2 separate regions of the Homo sapiens genome follow, and region 1 is linked to region 2. Evidence: read pairs that join two places in POLR2A ChIA-PET (ENCODE). Cell type or tissue: PC-3. All regions are shown on one strand. Links, peaks and the distances in the headings refer to the core of each region. The heading gives the core; the rest is flanking DNA. Region 1 overlaps DPP4 (dipeptidyl peptidase 4). Region 2 has its middle 23 kb from the start of ITGB6.

Region 1 (5,000 bases), core at 1-5,000, 1.8 Mb before region 2:
AAGGTTGCGGTTAAAATATAGCTCTGGTCTCTGTTAACACTGGTAAGGTTGCGGTTTTTCTAGAACTAGACTCTAGATGCTCTCTGGGAAAAATGCTCTAGTACATGATGATACACCGTTTTCTGGCCTCATGCAAAGATCCAGCAGGGCCAAGCAAAACCAGGTGAGTTACGCCTCTTAGTAACCTGCTCAGCCTGTTACCTGGTGATTTACTAGTTCCTGGAGTGGGAAGCCTGGCCAGGATCAGTGCCTCTCCTTCCTCTGCCCATGTTACCCTCATTAGTTTTCCTGTTAGGCCATATCCCTTCACCACAGAGCCTGCAGCAAGTGAAATCCACAGGAGGATGAGGCTGGTTTGTGACTTTGTTAGGAATTAGCAGAAATGGGTGGAAGCCCTGCTTCTCTGATAAGTGAGAAGGGCAGCCAGGCTGCGTTTCCAACAACTAAGGCCTGAACTTGAACCAGGGTGAGTCTCCCTGCTGCCTGCATTGATTTAGTGCTAAAGTTGATTAGATTTGTTATGATGCTATTTTGTGTTCGTTGTTCATAATGAGAACTGGAAAGCTCAAAAATTTGAAGGAAAACAGCACATAATGTAAAATCATAAATCTCCTAACTTTTATCTAGAGCAGTACATTCATTGTTGACTGAAGTAAGACAGGTTCTACGCAGTAGAGGCCAATCCTGCAATCGTATCTCCAGTGTGTAGTAGGGTGCCTGCGACATAGCATATGCCCAACCAATATTTGTAGAATAAACTAATAGATAAGCAGAGGATGGATGGATGGGTGGATGGATGAATGGATGAGTAAGTTATCTAGATGGCTTTGTGTGTATAGAATAGTGGTTCACGCTGCCAGCACTATGGATAGACTTCAAAATGACCTTGCATAGAAATCCCTCCTTTTATCTCCTCTCTGCCAAAAATTCTGTGGCCTGAATCTAGGGGATTGGAAAGGGCATGTTCTACTGTAGTAACCCCACCCAACATCTGTTGAATGGCTCTGGGGCTCATCACACCCAGCTCATGACATACCCCATCCCTGCTCTCTCTGCTCCTGGATGACACAATAGATATAAAGTCTTGCTGTGTCTTCTCTGAACTGTTACGACCCCTGGCCTATAAAGCTGCAACATCAAAGCCTCAGATTGTCACACAGGATATAAATAAACTGGAAGCTAGTGACATCTGCACATTAGGACCTGCATGCTACGACTGTGCGGGTGTACGGGTGCTGCAGCCCTCAGATCTGCTTCATCTCATCCCACCCATTCCTCTCCTGAGGGATTTGTCAGCGAACCTGGGAGGGTTGGCATCCCCATCAGAGCAGAGGGTGGCATGGAGCCTGAGGCCAGCACTGGCAGTATGCCCGCTTCCTCGGGTGATTCACTGAATTAATCATTCCACGGTTGCAGTTGCTCTTTGTAGCATTTTTCCCTCCAATATGATTTCCAGTTGATGATAAATACCTTATTTTAAGTATCCTTAATGTACCAAAAGAAACATTTACACAAATTAAGGGAATTAATATTACCCAACAAACATTTATTAAATGCTTACTGTTTGCAAGGCATTATGCTGGGACAGGTGGTCACTTTACAAGGGGATTCTCTGTTGTGTGATTTTCAACAAGTCTCTCTCAGTGCATTCACATATAATTTGCCTTATAAAATTAATTTAGTTTACACACAAGCTCTCTAGGAATAGATTTCTTTAAGTGAGGAACTTTATGCTGAAAAGAAACAAGAAGGTGAAGCTAGCTAGCAACATTTTCCAAATGGATGGGTGGAGGTTTCATAGAGGGAGCGAGTATGAACTGGGAATCTGAAGCCAACAGCTTGAATTGAATCCCGGCTCCAACACTTCCCAGTTGGGCGATAGTGGGCAAGTTACTTAAATCCTCTGCTGTTAAGTTTCTTTGTCTGCAGAGCATGATCTGCAGTACTCACCTCATAGGGTGGTCATGAGCTTATGTCAAGCACTTAGAATAGTTCCTGGCACATAGTAGACTCCACATGGGTGTGAACTTATTATTTTACATCCAGAAATTACTCCGTCATTTTAGTATTAAAATCAACCATATTCCCGTTGGACTAATCCAGCTGCAGAAGGTAGAAGAGCTTGCTGGCTCATATGTCTAACCTGGGTAAGTTGTCCAGGCTCTCAGGAAGGCCTGGACTGCAGGGGTGGTCCCTCTTCTACCCCACCAAAACCATTACATAAGAAAGCTACTCAGTATTGGCCTGTTTTTGCAGAATAAAAGCAGCATGCAGTATGCAAAGCATAGATGATAATCCTGCTGGTTGGATTTTTCTGGTTTTAAGTGGGACTTAAACTTTTCAGTAAAAAGTACAATTGAGCCATTGGCTTTATTTATTTATTTTGAGATGGGGTCTTACTCTGTCACCCAGGCTGGAGTGCAATGGCATGATCTCGGCTCAATGCAACCTCTGTCTGCCCGGTTCAATTAGTTCTCCTGCCTCAGCCTCCCGAGTAGCTGGGATTACAGATGCGCCCCACCATGCCTGACTAATTTTTGTATTTTTAGTAGACACAGGGTATCACCATGCTGGCCAAGCTGGTCTCGAACTCCTGGCCTCAAATGATCCACCTGTGTTGGCCTCCCAAAATGCTGCTATTACAGGCATGAGTCACTGCACCTGGCAGTTTTTTGTTTTTTTTTTTTTTAAATGATTCTTTGACATCTCAGACTGGCATAATCTTGGCTCAAGGCTGCCACTGAAGGGAAGTATGTTTATAAGAAAATTCAAAAATTCCTGTCTGCGCCACGGGTGAACTGCCTTGCTGAGCATGCACAGGGTGCAGAGTACACCTGGGGTCATGGAGAGTAACCCAGGCCATGCAGAGTCCAGGACCATAAACCTTTGATCTGAAAATGGGCAGGGAAGATGACTGATGCACGTGAGTTTCCTGGCTGACTTCCCAAATTCCATTACTCAATGTTTTCAAATGGGGAAAGGTTGCTTTTATATTGCTGATTTCTGAACCTGATGTTTAATTTATGACTGTTAATAGATAAAGCTATTTAGTACTGGGTGATCCACTAATTATTGTCAAAAAGTTGTTCCCCCCATCACATACCCCTTCGCTCTACCAGAGCACTTTTAAAAAGAAGAATATTGCTGGAGCCCAAATTCCTAATCTATGCCCATGGAATTTTCAGATGTTGTATGTATGTCAGTGGAGAGGCTTTTCCCACCTAGAGAGAGGTACATCAGTTTCATCAGATTGTCCAAATGGTTTTTGGCCTGAAAAAATAGTAACCACTGATACAGGACAGGGGTTAACACACTAGGGTTTATGGGCCAAATGCAGTCCACTGCCCATTTCTGTGTGGTCCACAAGTAAGAATGGTTTTTACTTTTTTTTTTTTTTTGAGACCGAGTCTCACTCTCACCCAGGCTAGAGTGCAGCGGCTTGATCTTGGCTCATCACAACCTCCGTCTCCCGGGTTCAAGCAATTCTCCTGCCTCAGCCTCCTGAGTAGCTGGGATTACAGGTGTGTGCCACCACACCTGGCTAATTTTTGCATTTTTAGTAGAGTCAGGGTTTTGCCATGTTGGTCAGGCTGGTCTTGAACTCCTGACCTCAGGTGATCTGCCCAGGTTTTACATTTTTAAGTGGTTGGGAACAAAAATCAAAAGAGTAATAATATTTCATTATACATGAAAGTTTAATGAAATTCAAATTTTAGCTTTTCAGTGGAATATTAAATGAACTCATTCATTTAATTATGGTCTCTGGCTACATTTGTGCTACAAAGGCAGAGTGGAGTAGTGACAGAGATGTGGACCACAATGCTTAAAATACTTAACTCTCTGACCCTTAATTGAAAAAGTTTTCCAACGTCTGGTCTAAAAAACTAATTTCAGAAAGCTTCATTTTTCTGTTGTGCTTTTCATACTTCCATTCTCTTTGCACAGATTTATTGCCTTTCTTGGGTAAAGTGTATTCACCTTTCCAGGTTCTCATTTAGCTCCCCTGCATTGGGCAGATGCAGAAGCGTCAGACTGGATGAGATGTCTCTGTTTCCCGGCATGGAAAGTGGCAGTTGCACTCTCAGCCCCTGCAGCCTGGCGGTTTGTGATGAGTGCAATGAGACCTGGCAGAGTGGTGTGGGAGAAGGAGGTTTCCAAGAAGACATCGTGGATGAGGGGACATTTAGGCCAAGACCTAAGGAAGTTAGAGCTTGGCAGCCACTTCAGGCTAAAGAGCAAGACTGAACAAAGAGGGGGCAACTGGGGAAACTCATGGTGTGTTCCTGAGAATACCAGCCACCCAGACTAGGTAGTATATAGTTTCTTCAGAAGCAAGTAAAAGGACTGAAGTGAAAAGGGACCCCAATTTACAGAAATGCAGTGCTCTGCGGCTGAGTGAAGGGGTTCGGTCCTGTTTCAGTACCTGCGCCTTACAGCAGGGTAGCATGGAAGCCCGGTATCACCAGGCACATTCGCACATTAAGTGTTCCCAGCTGTAAAATGGGGATGATGAAGCTGTGAGGGGCTTAAAGGGCTTTATCCAGCACCTAATCCATCCCGAGTGCCCAGTAAATGTCTGTTGTGTGATTAGGTGTCTGCGAAGGGAGTGGAGATGGAAATTGATCTATGAATTCTGAAGAAGGACAAAGCTATGGTCCTTCAGTATGACAATATGACAGGTCCCACAGGTGAGGAGAGGGCTTTGCTTTCTTCTGTGCTGCATTCCACGGACATATAATTAGTGCCTGTGTTGAGTCAGGCATTCTGCTAGGCCCTGGGGACACCCTGTAAAAGAGCTTGCAGTCAAGCAAGGAGAGGGGCAGGTCCAGCCTGTGAAGGAGAGGGCAAGTGGATTGTGTGAGAGCATTTGGGATGGGGAGGAGATACAGCCACCAGACCAGGCGGGAAGAGGGAGATGAACACACTCATTTGGAACTCTCTGACAAAAAAGAGCAAGGCTGCAATCAGACACTCGAGAGCAGGGATTTGTGAATAGTAAT
Region 2 (15,740 bases), core at 4,917-9,916:
TATGAGGAAGTAAAAAGAAACAGGTGAAATATTTAACTGAACATACCAAAATATTGTCATTTCATTATGTAATTGATTTTCAAAATTATCAGTGAGGTATTTTACATATTTTTACATGAAATCTCTAAAGTTCAATGAGTATTTTATACTTGCAGCACATCTCCATTTGGACTAGCCACATTTCAGGTGCTCATAGCCACATGTTGGTAGTTGCTACCATATCAGACACACGGAGGTAGAAAATTAAGAAATTATTGACCAGCTTACTAGTTTTGCCTAGAGCCCTCACTAGCTACCTTATGAGATTCGGAAGCGAACCACATTTATTGAATGCTCACTATGAATTGTATGTAATAAATATACAATTTATTTCATTTTAGTTTGCATGTCCCACCACAAAAGACAGCTAGAGCAGAGGGTAAATGCCATTGAAATAGGCCTGATAGACTGCACGACTCTGTCTGCTGCTGTAGCATGGCTGTGGTATTTCTTAGCCTCAGTTTTCTTATCTCCAAAACTGGTGATAATTGCATCTACCTTAAGAGGTTATCATGAAGTTCATGAAAATGCTTTATAAACTGTAAATAACTATACAAGTTTAACAAAAGGAAAAATAGCTTTATTTTATTGAATTGCCAAGTTCTGTGCTAGGCACTTTGCACATGTTATCTGTCTTCATCTTTATAATACCTTTATCAAATCATACTATTATCCAGGCTTTAAAGAAGAAGAAACAGCCTTCTAGAAATTCAGCATCTTGTACAAAGTCAACAGGTAGTGAGTGGCAGAGCCAATCACAGCTTTGAAAATAGGGTATTTGATATTCATGGCACCACCCTAGTTAGAGAGAGATGGAGAAAAAGAGAGAGAATATAAATCTTACACTTCATTTTCTGAGACATTTGGGTAAATGTTTTAAAGATGAAGAAACTGGGAGCCAGGAGCAGTGGCTCACACCTGTAATCCCAGCACTTTAGGAGGCCGAGGCAGGCAGGTCATTTGAGGTCAGGAGTTGGAGACCAGCCTGGCCAACATGGTAAAACCCTGTCTCTACTAAAAAAATACAAAAAAATTAGCTAGGCATGGTGGCGTGAGCCTATAATCCCAGCTACTCAGGATGAGGTTACAGTGAGCCGAGATCACACCACTGTACTCCAGCCTGAGCAACCGAGCAAGACTGCATCGCAAAATTAAAAAAAAAAAAAGTGAAAAAGAAAAAAGAAACTGGGGCTTTATAATTATATCTAGGATCACACATGTGGCAAATTAACAGCCCAGGTAAATTAAGAATTGGACAATCTCTAGGGTTCTCATTCTGGATTTAAACCCATTGAACCACTGAGCTGAATAAATCTCTTGATTATTGAGATTATTTTTTAATCCCCCCAAAGAAGAGTTAATCCCTCTGAAATCAAACCTCTTCAGTGGAGGAAATTAATATATAGGACTGGCAGGTAAATACATTACCATTTGGTGACTTTGCCTCTCCTTTGCTCAAATAACTACAATCTGTATGTCCATCTTAATTCCTCTTCCTACTTCCTGAAGAGTGAGTTACTGCTTCTTTAATGAGTTGATTTTTCATCAATTTTTCTAGCTCCAGCCTGACTCATGCAAATAGATAAGAAAGATTATTTGTGACTAAGCTCCTCCACAATTGCATATACACACAGTGCCAGCCAAGCCATTATTGTCTCAGAAAGGATGTTATTTCTGTCCCAGCAAATGACACTATTTGTGTTAGTCTACTTTTTTTTTAACAATGTCCCCACAAAACCATCCCACCAAGTGGGTCCCTTTTGCTATGTGCACGCTTGAATCCTTCCCAGGTGGTACCTTTGTGTGTGCTATTCCTCCTGCCTGAAGAAACTTGTCCCTTAGTCTCTCCCACCCAAATCTTGCCTGTCCTTCAAGGACCATTTAGCTGAGGTCAGAGACCTGACTATTTCAGGCAGAAAACAGTCTTTGACCTTCAAGCACATATTGGCCATACCTCTCATTTGAAATCATCTCACATTTCACTTTGTGCTGCCATTGAACTAGTTCATCTGTGTTGTCTACCCAACTAGATAAAGGTTCCTTGAAGATGAGGCCCTTATATCCACAGTGTTTTACATGTCAGCAGTACTTAAAATATTTTATTGATAAAATGTATGAATACTTATTCCATATAGTAGGACTGGATATAAAATGGGTGTGTAATATCTGTTGAATTAAATAAATTTCAGATTTTCAAAGTCATATAGAGTAGTTCTTCTTGGGTAATAAATCCCTGTCATGATTTCAAGGTTCTTAATTGTCTTATTCTCCTTTCCTCTGTCACATCTCTATAGACCATGAATGTGAATCACTAAATCTTGCTGGATTTCAAGTTTTCACCTCTGTTTAAGAGTACTTTGATAATGCAGCTCCCCATTTATATTATGCATTATTAATATACTTCAGGAAAAGGCTGGATTATCCTGCAAAGTATGTAATCAGAGTAATATGAAAAGCAACAAAATTGATAAAGATATTGAAAAACTTTGTTCCTGGTGAAATTGAAAAACTAATTGAAAACTATGACTCAGCTGTCTGCATTTTTTCCTGATTTAGCAAAGCAGCACAAAATGTACAGCAGCCATGGATAAACTCTTAATGCCCTTCAAGGTAATGAGTAACTACGTGTGACTAAGATGGAATTAGGAGAAAGTCTCAGACATTGAAAAAACACAGTTCCCATGTCTGGTTAGTTCTGAATACTCCCAGTTCTGGGAAAGATTATCATATCATATGCTTGAGTGACATCGGCATTCTTATTTGTCAACGAGAACCTGGAAGGAACAGTTATTGTCTTTAATTTAAAAGTAACTACAGTGATAAAATTCAGGGATCTGTAAATTCCTTGGGCTCCCAGAGGATCTTCCTCTCATACATTCACCCTTTCTCAGGTCTTTTCATATTTTCATCAAGTTCTGTTTGTGAAGTCAGCAAACACCGGGACAGTGAATGTTGGCAAAGCAGAACATTCCTTTGGGGTCTGGGTTTTCAGGTCCTTAAAGAATAGATTGAGCAGGCAGTTTTCATGAAAATAGTGCTCAGGCTTACCTTTAAGTAAAACAAATTAAATTCCAGTGTGAAGACTGTTATCAGAAATCCCCAAGCCCAACCCAGCTCCTGAACTCTCTGTACCGCTGCCATGGATATTTCAGACAGTAAACAGAACTTTTAGCCACTTTAATTCACTATACCTGCCTTGGGCTATTTTAAAGTTATTTGACTTCTAGCCTGTGGAATTGGCTATGGTTTGCTTTCAAAAGCTGCTTTTTAAGTATCCGAAACCAACTGATTGCTCTAGCAGATTCTCTCCAATCTTCCTGCAGTACCCACACATGTCAGAGAGAAAAAGAGAGGTGCCAGTGCCCCTTCCCCCTCCTGTAGGATAAGCCACTCTCCTAACACTTTGGTCACCACCCTGATGCAGGCCACCTGCATCCCAATCTGGTAAGAGGCTTCTGGTTTCCATAGTTGTCGCCCAGGAAGCTTGGAGCCTCCTCTTTCCTCGATCTCTACATCCAATCAATCAACGAGTCCAGTCAGCTCTACCTCCAAAGACCCCAAATCTGTCTATGCTCTCCAAGTTGGATCTGGTCACCCTGGCCCCATCACCATCCTGCCAGATCAGACTCCTGCCTGGTCTTCCTGCTGCCTCTCTTGAGCCACTTCAACCCCTTCCTCCCACAGCAGCCTAAGTTCTCTTTTTTGAACATAAACCAGATTATGTTACTCCCCTGTTTCAAATTCTAATTGCTTCCCATTATGTAAAAAGCAGAAAAAGCCTCCCCTTTTCCTGGACTCCATCATCAGAGCTCACCAAGCTCACCCCTGCTCCTTGCCCAAGCTGCTATTCTGCCTGGAGTCCTCTTTCCTCTGACCTTTGCTTGGATGACTTCTCCTGCAATCTGATCTCGACTTGTCACTGCCTCGGGGAGGCCTGACCTGGTTTCCTGCTCTAACAGAACCACGTAGTCACCCTCCATCACATTACTCTAAGTCAATTCTCTGAAGAGCATTAGTCACAGTCTGATATTTTCTTATTTATTGTTTTTAACTAGTTTATTTAGCATTCATCTTTCCCCATTAGGATCTCTTTCTTTTTCATCCCTATATCTCCCATGTCTAGAATAGAAACTGTCACATAATAGATGTTTAATAAATATTTTAAATGGATTACTAGAAAAATAATAAATGTCATGGCCACTAGTCATTCAGTATTGGTACCTACTGAGCATTGACGCATGCAAGGTTTTAACCTTATACTACACTGACATGGCCATTTGCAATTTAGGTATAACTTTCACCGCATTATCTCATTTTATCCTTTTAGGAAACAGGGTGGGGAAATTAAGGAAAGGAATTAAGGACCTTGCTGTCAAGAAACTGTAAGCTGTTTTCCATCTAAAGCCAGAAAAAGGAATATGCATGTTAGAAGCTCAGTGCTTTTCTTGCAACAGGGCCAGTTGAAACCAAACCCATCCATAGTCTCCAAGTATTTATTTGCACAGTTGATCTGCATCCTCTTGATTTTTAGCTGGAGCAGCAAGGAGGAGTTTAATGAACAGTAGATGGGCACTAAGGGAGAATTGGGGGAGTTGCAGGACGAAGGAGGGAGGCCCAGTAGGGTGTGAGCCCCTAAGGAGGGCAAAGCCAGAGCCAGAAACTGAGGAGCTGTCAGCACAGAAAATTTTAGATCCTCAGGTGCAAGCAGAGCAGCTTTGAGACTCAAACTATAAGGAAATTTCACAGGGTAGGGTGAGGGTCTTTTCCCCAGTTCTGCGAGGAATGCGGCAGGACCACAGCACAAGAAGGAATGCAGGGAACACAGCTCTGTGGCGCTTTGCAGGTGGGGCAGAGGCCAAGGGCTAGCTTCGTGACCCTGGAAGACAAGCCCTGAATGAAAGAAGCCTCACAGGAAAGAGTTTCATGAGAGATGTTGCAGTGCTCTCTTTTGAGCTGTGCCATAGTCGCAGCCCACTGAACAACATCCCTGAGGTCCCCAGGGAGTTCTGCATAGCTTGGGCACCTGAAAGCTCATGGGTGCCCCAGCCAGCAGCTCAGCCACCTGTGCCAGGTGGGCTGAGCCAGAGACTTGGCCCTGAGCAGGGGAATTGAGACACAGGATACCGAAAGAGGGGCAGTTTCAAATGGTTGACAAGCCACGAACATCCAAGAGCTGCAAACTTATTCTCTGCCTACTTGATACATTCTGTGGACTCCCCCAAAAGAAGCAGACAAACTTTGAGAAAGGGGAGGTGTGAAGGTCAGGAGTCACACAGGTGGAGCAAGTAGCTAGCTAACTCTCAGTGAAAGTGGCATCTAATTGGCTCCCGCAGGCTGGTGAGGCCTGGGGACATTTGGTTACATACCTGCCAAGGAGGCTCAGAAAACAGGTTCAGACCTACCCAGTTGGGAGGCAATTAGGAACCAATGCCAAGAGGGAGCCAAAGGCAATGGTGAGCAGAACAATAGCCCTGTTGTGGCACCCAGCCCTCCACAGGCTGCCAGACGCAGCTCCAAGCCCACTGGCTGCTCTGCGTCTGCACTCAGATAGGCATAATTAATTAATAGGAGCTCGCTGTAATCACTTCTGCCCTAGGGCAGCACTCTGCAAAAGTTTACAAAATATGGAAAAGAGTTTCCTTCATTGCAATGACACTGTAAATTCCCACAGAAATGAGCCCCAAATTGTCAAAAGATCTATGGCAAAGGATTTCACTGAGATTGGATCCACAAAGTTATCTATTTAGGAGTTAAATATAGACATATGTAACTTGTCTTTCATGTTGCCAGCAAGGACATTTAAGTTTTGTTTATCAGAAGGCAGAGAGTTTAGTCTATCTATTCTTATATCCTGAACAACCTAGCTGGGATCTTGCACACAGTAGGCACTCAGCATCTGCTGCCTGAAAGAATCAAATTCCAAAAAGAAATGAGCTTTCTTTCTGACTCGGGAGCTCATTTCTAGAGGCAAAACCATGGAGCTTGGTGTGAAAGAGATACATTTCTAATGACACAGAGAGAATCAAGTTCCTTTCACAGTAACCCTCCCTGGAAAAATAAAACAATTCTACTGAAATAAGAGTTGAATCCAAGTAAAATAAGAAGATAATGAAACAATTCTATCTTTTGGTATGGTCTAGTTGCCCTCACTCTGGAAAAGATTCACACATTTGGTTTATTGGAAACCTCTGTGTGTGATGTGTATGTATGGTTTGTGGGGTGTGTGCACATGTGTGTTTGTGTGCTGTGTCACCAGAATGGCAGAAAGCATGAGTCTATGACCATTGAGCCCTGAGAATGCCACTGCTAAGCAATTGGAATAAAAGTTCATCAGTGGGCAGGATGAAGACTTAAAAGCTAACTTGAGAGCAAGCAATGGGCTATTAGCCATCGTGGAGTAGCCCAGGAATCTCTGAATAGGTCTAAAAGAGAGCCCTAGGTTAGTGTTGGAAGAGGTGAGTGGGAGGGTGGGTCTTTGTGATAAAAGATGATGACAGTGTTCACTGGGTTGGCAGATGTATGCTGCAATGAAATGAGGGGCTCACATCTGCATCTCGTTTACCTTTCCACAGACAGCCTTCCCTGGGACTGCTCAACAGACTAGCTGGGCACACTAGTCCAAGTAGAATCCAGGCAGTATCACTACCAGCTCTGGAAAGTGTGCTTATCTCAAAGCTTGACTTCATCAAATGAATACCAGGGACTGTCAGGCAAACTCAGATGGTTTGGGGATTGTAGTACCTTGGGGTGTACTGTAATTGTTACTATTGTATCACTACAGCGGCTATTACCAGGAAGGCAATGTATCTTTCAGGAAATGTATCAGTCCTTAAGTGGTAGCGAGACCTTTTAGAGAATTCAGGCTGCCCAAGACCCTGACTTCAAATTCACAGAATATGTGGCTCCTATGCAACTGGATTTCCTAGAACACCACAAATCTCAAATATCCTGCACCCTTGTCCTGTGAGTACTCCATGGATAGCCCCTGCCAGGGCTTAGTGCTTGCTTTTGGTTGAGAATATGTAATAACCGCCCTAGTTTAATAGCAAAACTGAGATTCTTTGCATCAGTTGTTGCTTCTGAAATGATGATGACTCATCTGTCTCTTCTAACTTCAGAGCTGAAGGTGAGTCATCAGGGAAAGAAGAGGTGGCTGTACAGACCCTGAGGACTCGGGTTTAGGAATTAAAGAGCCACGTCAGACATGACAGGAACAAGCCAGAAGTCCTTAACCACCATCCCTGAGCTGAGCCCTGTGAAGGGCTAGTTTTAATTTCATCTAGTTTTTCTCTCACCACTTTCATTTTTACTTATTACTACCTATTGAGCCAGAAGTGGAATGGCCAAAACATTTCGAGTGAGGCTGATTTTTCAGGGTATTTACAGTCAGCCTGGAAGCAGCAGGAAGTAGAATTTATAGATTTGCATTACTAGGCAGGCAATTTCCCAAACCTCAAGATTTGAACTTGTTTTTAATTAAATAGATGTATAGGCCTCGATGGGACTAGGTCTCTGAATCCCAGGAGGATCTCCCTATAGATTGAGATAAGATCCTTAAGCCAAAGTCATTTGCATGCCTGAGAGATCACCAGCAGTTGGGTGCTCCAATCACTAAGAAAGATGATTGCAGAGTGAAGTCAATCCCTGGGAGATCAGAAAGGTCTTGGCAGGTATGGAGGGTGTTGTCACACCTAGTACTAGGCTTGAAGGAAAAGGTTCTTGCAGCATGACGAGTTTTTTCAGCCATGGAGAGGGAGCATCCATTGGTGATTAAAAGCAGGGCTCCAGGTTGGGTTCAAATCCCAACTTCCATTCCACTCTGGCTAACCTTCGGTAAATTTCTTAAATCCTTTAAACAAAGCTTTCCTGCTTTTATGATGGGGATAATAATAGCACCGCCATAAAAGACTGCCGTGAACAAACCTGCAATGGCTGCTGATTTAAAAGCCTTTATCTGCACGCATCAAACCACGTTACTCCCTTGCTCAAAACCCTCTCATTTCATCAAGAGGAAAACCTCAGTGCTGTCTGGGACCTTCAAGGTTCTGGTTTCCTACTATTTCGCTGGCCTCCTCTGCATCCCTGTCCCATACTCACTGCCCCACCATCACTGGATGGCCTGCAGTTCTTGACACACAGAACAGCCTGATGTGCAACCACCTGGTTCCTCCTCCTGAAATGCACGCCTACCCCATGTTGGGCTACTTTGTTAGTCACTTTCTATGAGAGGCCCACCCTGACCACACTAGATGACAGAGCAAACTCCACCTTCCCCAACACTCTCTAAATATTTGCTGAATGTAAAGCAGCAGGATCCCAGCTTCCCCCACAGGCCCCCAGCTCTTGCTAGGTGGCTGTCTCCAATGTCCTTGAGGCTCGTAGATATGCCCACAAAAAAACAGGGCGTTACCACAATCTCCAGGTAGCATGTCATTCTGAGTTCCCACGGCTCCGTGTTTCTCACTCATAAGCCATTGCCCATCCTTAGGTAGTGAGGGTTCCTGCCAAGGGTACAGTTCCTGCCTGTCCCCAAGGCCTGCAGTTCTCCAGTGCCACAAAAGTACTGGATGCTGGGCAGAGGAGAGAAGAGCCCCTTTGCCAGCAACCTGCCCCTGGGCCCTGAGGCAGTTCACTACTGAGACTCAATGAAGAGTTTTTTATCTGCTTTGGCCATCGGCCCCATGACCACTAGGCTAGAGAGTGGAAGGTATGCCAGCTTTTCCATCTTCCCTACTTTTCTCCTCGGCAGCTTCTTCCCCAATTCCCCTCTCCAGAAGGGGACAAGAACTTTTATGTATGTATTATGTACAAATACCAACAGATACACAGAAATCAACAGCAAGGGTATGTGGGTGAGGAAGGGGGATGGTCCTAGTAGACTACTAGTGCCCCTTTGGTGCCTTTATGCAAATTAGGCAAAGGCACCCCTTCCTCAAGACACTTTACCTTCATCTCCTAGGAAACTATCGTAATAAGTGGACAAATCTACAATGTCGAATGTCGACAACACAAATTCTGTTTCCCCAAGTGCCCTGCTATGCAAGACATCTGAATTGAGCTGGTACCTTCCTGCCAGTGGCACACTGTAAGCAGTCAGTACACTTTGACTTGTTCAATTTATAAAGATTTTCAACATCAGGAGCACGGAGAACAATCCGGCCCTTCTCACAATTCTGAGTTGTTTGTAGATAACTGATTCTCCAGCCTCTCTCTCTAAATCTATGAAGTCAGGCACAAGGGCACTGTGAGTGTCATGAGGGTCCTGCCTGCCTCCCAGGCCACCCTCAACCACCTTCCAGGTGTCAGCTGGATCATCCCTGGCCCAGAGCCAGGGGGAGTAGGCAGGAGGATCATGAGGTGAGGGCAGGCCAGGTTAGGCCTGGTGCTGACTGAGCCTGGCTTTTTCCTCCACCAGGCTCTGCTGAGGAGTGTGCAGGGAAGGGTTAGGTCACGCTGCCTGGAATCCTGGGAGGGAGCCGGGCTGAGGCTCACCCTTCACCCACATTCCACCAGGGCAGCCTCACCCACAGCACAGGCCACCACATCAGATCAGCAGGAGACTCCCAGGCCTGGAAATTGGTGGCGGAGGGGAGGGAATGTTTGCATTGTTCTGTTTGTTTGGCTCGAAGAGGAACACTCCAGCTTGGGGCTAAGCAAAAACACATTAAACTGGGATGGCTTTATCCATAGAGGACTAAGATTTAAAGTGTCTGCTTCCTTCCTGAACAGAGAAGCCAAACACCGAGGAGTTCCCAGCAGGCCCCACTGCCTGTCCGCTCCAGCCAGCCTGGTTCCCTCCCCGGGCTGCTCGCTGTCCACACGCTGGTGCCCCACTTTTCTTCCAAAGCTGCCAGGGGAAGCTGAGCAGAGAGAGCTCTCAGTCAAGGGCTGCAAAGGAGGTCCTGGGGTGCCAAGTCCTAAACTCATGACACCATGGATGTGGGCACCAGCAGCAGCCAGCCATCTCTCTGATTCCGACAGGGCTGCAATGATGCCATCTATAGCATGCACCCCCTGGGCCTTCCACCCTGCACTCAGAGGGTGGGGGAAAGAGCAGGGCCTGCTCCAGAGCGGTCGCCCAGTGATGGCAGACACCAGACACAAAAAGTGAGCAAGATCGTGAGACCCCAAAGGAAGCAGGGATGGGAGCAATTACGACCAGGGCTCTGGAGTTAAAAGAAAGATCTGAATTCTGACTGGAATCACTTATTAGCAGTATGACAGTGGGCATAATACTAAGCATTGGCTACATTATTTATACAAGGGAAAAAGTAACATTTACCTCAGAGCACCAGTCAGGGTCGCAGCAGGAGAGAGAAACAGCGCGTTATTTCAACAGAAAGAATTAAACATAAAGAATCACTGAGTGGGTAGAAAGTTGTTAACTAGGCAACTGGAAGGGTAAAACGCTGAATCTGAGATATCACTGAGGTGGGAACTGCAGGAAGTAGCTGCCACCCTGAGGGCTGGAGAACAAAGGCAAGGAAGCTGGAATTACTAAAACTGAGAAACTTAGAGGAGGCTTCCTGCAGGGCTGACACCCAGACCTCTGAGGACGCACATTGCTGGGCTTGTACAGGGTTGCTGAGTGGGCATGATGAGACTGGTTCCGTGACGGTTGAAAAACCAGCAAACTAGATTCCACTATTGCTACTGGAATGAACCCACTGCCAGGGCAAGGAGGCATTGCTGGGGAGACATTGCTAAAACAGGAAACAAACAAGAAGGAACAGGTCCTCCCTCCTCAAGACTCACAGTCCTCTGTTGCCCCTATGTGCAGAGCCTAACATGAAGCAGCTGGCAGCATAAGTATCAGTGTGACTTGCAGAGTCTCAGCTTCCACATCACAAAGCGGAGTATGGAGGGCTGGGTCTTGAGCTCAAAGACATTAACTTAACAAATGAACCATTCTCAGGTGGGATTAAATGTATAGAAAATGCTTAGCACAGCACCAGGTACATAGTAGCATAGTAGATGCTAAATAACTATTATTATTATCATCAGTGTTATTTTGATAGATAAGCGGCCTTGGCTGTTAGATGGAAGATAAGACAGGCTCTGTGATAAGCTATGAGTAGAGACTAATTTCTGGATTTCAGTTCTGGAAGTTTCATTGAGAATATGAGATTCTATGTGTAATATAAAGGGCAAATGTGATATCGAATAGTAGTAAGTCTGTAAGTGAGTCATGCAACTTTGATCTCAGTGATGCCCCTCCCTCTCCATTCCTGTGCCCTGCTCTAGCTCACACATACTTCACCCCTTGCCCAGAGTCATTAATACCCTCTACCCATTTCCAGTCCATCAAAATCCCTGCCCTAGTTCCACATTCACTCCTACTACACAGCTCTCATCTCATTAGACTCCCACCACCTACAGATGAAAAGCCAAATTCTTAGGACTGACATTTCATATGCCCAGCAATCCCATTTGGAAGCCTGGAGATGGTACTTTCCATTGGCTCTAGCCCCCTCCTCCTCATACCAGGATCAAATGAGAGATGAGGAGTGGGAAGAAAGTCAGGGGAGGCCTGACCTCCAAGGGCTCTCCCTTTGGATGTCCTAATATCAGCTCTACCTCAGGCTGTCAACAACAGGATTCATGATCCCTTTGCTTCCCACCCACCTCCAAACCTTTAATAGGACCCTCATCAATGAGGAGGTAATGTTCTAACGCCTTGAACCCAAGAGATGCTGCTCAGCTCTTCCTCATTGCATTAGCGACTTTCTTCTCTCTCTTTTTTTTTCTTTTTAGTGGTGTCTTTTTTTACAGTCATCATCTACATCCATCAGCTAAGGCTAAAATAAGCTGCAGTAACAATTCCAAAATCTCAGTGGGTTATGATGCCAGTGTTTATGTCTTACAAATATGTGTTAGCTGTGGGTCAGCTGCAGCTCTACCCCACACCCTTTCACTTCAGTACCTAAGCTGAAGGAGCAGCTCCTATCAGTGACATTACTAGTTTCGTGGCAGAAGAAAAAGAGAAGATGGTGAGACCTTGAAGTGGCTCTTCAAGCTTCTGCTTGGAGGTAGCATGTATCACATCCACTCATATCTTATTGGCTAAAGAAAGCCACATGACTTCTGAGTTCAAGAGGATGATAGGCACGATACTCTTTATAATAGGGGCATTGCAAGTCACATGGCCAAGCCTGAAATCAGGGAGTATGAATGCATAATAATCTCCTAGAGAGATTAAATTAATATTTATTTTATTTTAAGTTCCAGGATACATGTGCAGAATGTGCAGATTTGTTACATAGGTAAATGTGAGCCATAGTGGCTTGCTGCACCTATCAACCCATCACCTGGGTATTAAGCCCAGCATACATTAGCATAAATGAATATTTTGATCAGTAAAACAATCGACTATACCAGCAGTCCCCAAACTTTTTGGCACCAGGGACCAGTTTCATGGAAGACAATTTTTCATGGACTGGGGGCTGTGGGGTGGGGATGGTTTTGAGATGATTCAAGCATATTACATTTCTCATAAAGAGAGTGCAACCTAGATCCCTCACATGCACAGTTCACAATAGGGTTTACGCTCCTATGAGAATCTAATGCCGTCACTGATCTGACAGGAGGCGGAGCTCAGCTTCACTAGCTTGCTGGATGCTCACCTCCTGCTCTGCAGCCTGGTTGCTAACAGGCCACAGACTGGTACGGGTCTGCAGCCCAGGGGTTGGGGACCCCTGTACCATATTATCCTAGTCAAGGATACCATTACCTCATTCCTGGATCCCAGGGTGTGAAGAAGCTAATCTAATCTGGATCCTACAGAAGTATTTCCACAGATCCTTTTGGTTGTCCCTGCCTCTAGCATCTCCATTTTATATAGACAGCAGAGTAGCTGCCACAATATACTTCCCCAAATGCTATTATCACCCTGTTACTCCCTTGTTCAGAACCTTCAGCAGCTCTCTATTGCCAATCAGTTCAAATCTAAATTCTAAGGCCTAGGGCTTGAGGTTTACATCAACTGGTCCTCCCTTTCCTGTCCCATTGCATCTTAGCCCAACTCCCCACATCTAGCCAGGGGTCTGATGGTTTTTTCACAGCTACTCCAAGATTTTGCCTGGATGTTAATCTTCCTTTGTCTGTGCTTCTTTTGGTCCTGCCCACCACCCACTCTCTCTTTTCCAACCAGTTTGTGTTCTTCAATTTCTTCAAGAGTTGTCTTAAATCATATCTTCCTAAAAATTTCCTGGAATAACTGTCTTCTCTTTACACTCCTCAAAATTCAGAATTACATATCTCTACTCTTGTTTTTATTTTCTGTTTCTAGAATCATTGTGTGGAAAAAGATCTTGGGATTCTCTATTCCACACTCACCACCTCCCTCCAATTTGAAATGAGGAAAGTAAGACCTAGAAAAAGAAGGAGCAGGAAAGTCACTCATTTGTTGAGAGGCTAAGTTGAGATGAGTCTTAGGTCTTCCTGCTCCTTATTAGTATTCTTCCCCTACACCAATTTGCCTCTTTTAATTTATATCAATTTCTCCAATTAGATGATATATTACTTTGGGGTAGAGATGCCTAATAATATTTTATACAAGACCTTTGACTTATATTATCTCTAATTATAACAACAACCTTGCAAGGTGGCAATTATTATCATTTTACCAATAAGAAGGCTAAGGGTTAGATAAGGCGAGTAACAGGCCCAAGATCAAATAATCAATAAATGACAAAGCCAGGGTTTATTGAATACCTACTGTGTGTTTGAAATTGTGTTAGTTCTCAATTCAAAGAAATTAAAATAGGGCTGGGCATGGTGGCTTACACCTGTAATCTCAGCACTTTGGGAGGTTGAGGTGGGCAGACCATTTAAGCCCAAGAGTTCAAGACCAGGCTGGTCAACAGGCAGAGACCCCATCTCTACCAATGTTTTTTTTAAGTAGCTGGGCATGGTGGCACGCACCTGTAGTACCAGCTGCTTGGGAGGCTAAGGTGGGAAAATCACTTCAGCCTGGTGTGGTGAACTATGATCACACCACCACAATCCAGCCTGGGCAACAGAGCAAGAGCCTGTCTTGAGAAACAAACAAACAAACAAACAAACAAAAACCAGAAATTAAAATACAATTTAGTTAAAGAACATATGTCACAGCTTCAACATAGTTCATAAAAAGTCCCAACTGAATAACATATTCAGGACTCTGGAAATTCACATAGGACAGGCATTTTAACCAAAGATACTTGAAGAGATATTAGACATGATCTTGGCAGTTAAGGATGTTAAGGATAAGTATAATCTAACCAGATGTGGTGGGTTGGAGCATGTATTTCTATGCTGGTAAAAAATGGGTTGTTTGGGAAATGGGAAAAGAATCTATTTTTCAGGAGGTATTGCTTTCACAGGAGAGTGAGTCATGCACGTTATGGAAGTCATGCAAAGTTATGGAAGGCTTTGAATGTCAGGTTAAGTTATTTGGATTTTGTTCTGTAGGTTATGGAAACTCATCAAAGACAGTTGACCTATAAAAAGAGTGTTTTGGCCAGTTGCATAACATGTGAGTGGAGGGAAAGGGCTGGGAGATGTCCGACCACTTAAAGGCTAAAGTGGGTTGAAGACCACTTCATCGCCTACCTATGAGCTAAGAAGCTTGGTATGGAGCTGAGCAGGTTTTAGGGGGTGATGGAAATAATTTTTTGGGTACAAAAATTATGACTACCATTTAGGGAGGTGGAGGTTGGAAGAGTGAATTTTTTAAATTGCTTGTCAAAAGCAGACAGGCTGTTTTCTGAAGCATGTGTGGAAGTTAAGGGTATAAAAGTTTGCTCTAAGGGGACATGGAATAAGGGAATAAAGAGTCTGTTCCAGAGAGTTAAAAGCTTTTACACCCCCAATTCCATCCCACCCTTTACTTGGGCTTCAGGGGTGTGTTTCTATAGGTTTTTAAAATTGTACCCTTCTCTTCCGTTCAGTGGGCATCCACGAGGCTAAGTGTGTGCTGCTTTCAACCTAATGACTTCCAAGTTCATGACATCTCTTCTTGCAAATAGTATTCACACACCTTTATCTTTCCCATCCAATTACTTGAAATAATCACATCAACCAAATGTATTTAATTTAACACAATATTCAATTTATTGCCTGAACAAAGATGGCACTGCTCACCAAATGGAAGTGTGGGCCACCCAGAGAGGACTATATACAATAGCTAATATTTAAGATGTTCATTCATGGACTGACACATGGAAATGCAAATGTGGCTCACCACAGGTCATTTAGTGGTGGGCTAGCCTAGGTCATTCAGTACTAAAACTGTAGTACCTGGGCTACAGTTACTAGATCAAGGGCTGGGTCTGAGTCTAGAGGTCAAGGTGTTATATCTACAATAAAAGTAAAAAAGTATGGGCTGAAGAAAAGTTGAATTTAAGATAAATGCATAAATCAATGCATTAATTAGGTACATAAAAATTGTTTAAACTTTTCTTTACGATGTTTTAATTTTCAACCTTCCAGTCATTGACAGGACTCATTTCTGTACTCTCTCAAAACCCAGGGTCTCTCTTAACTTTGTAGTTAAGAAAAATCTGGAAGTATCAGCCTAACTAATATCAAGGGAAGTAAAAGTTGATCAAGTAATTCCCAAGTACTATACCCTACTCTGGAAACCCAGGTTATGTTTGTTACTTTCCACAGGGAAAACCTGTACATTTAGTTGGGTGATCCAGGAACAGTTATGTGACCTG

What was found. ChIA-PET counts read pairs that join two places held together with the same protein. Peaks named below come from ENCODE experiments on the same cell type or tissue, not always from the same donor. Only the 100,000 strongest peaks of a DNase experiment are listed, where the experiment ranks them.
Region 1: POLR2A ChIA-PET joins it to region 2 with 17 read pairs; 1 of 35 experiments calls an interaction of 5 or more read pairs at or near these places.

What each region holds. Positions count from the first base shown.
Region 1 is chr2:162,025,747-162,030,746 of GRCh38, reverse strand. The region is part of intron 10 of DPP4 (dipeptidyl peptidase 4); the gene reads left to right. Among named protein-coding and RNA genes, the nearest start is that of DPP4, 46 kb to the left of the region's middle. RefSeq lists an enhancer at 3,812-3,981. In PC-3, for the core only: no CTCF peak of the experiment used is centred there; DNase peaks (open chromatin) are centred at 1,346 and 2,806; H3K4me3 peaks cover 351 bases; H3K27ac peaks cover 3,910 bases.
Region 2 is chr2:160,215,692-160,231,431 of GRCh38, reverse strand. No RefSeq gene overlaps it. Among named protein-coding and RNA genes, the nearest start is that of ITGB6, 23 kb to the right of the region's middle. RefSeq lists enhancers at 805-974, 3,642-4,177, 7,304-7,473. In PC-3, for the core only: no CTCF peak of the experiment used is centred there; DNase peaks (open chromatin) are centred at 7,191, 8,311 and 9,501; H3K4me3 peaks cover 1,120 bases; H3K27ac peaks cover 3,764 bases.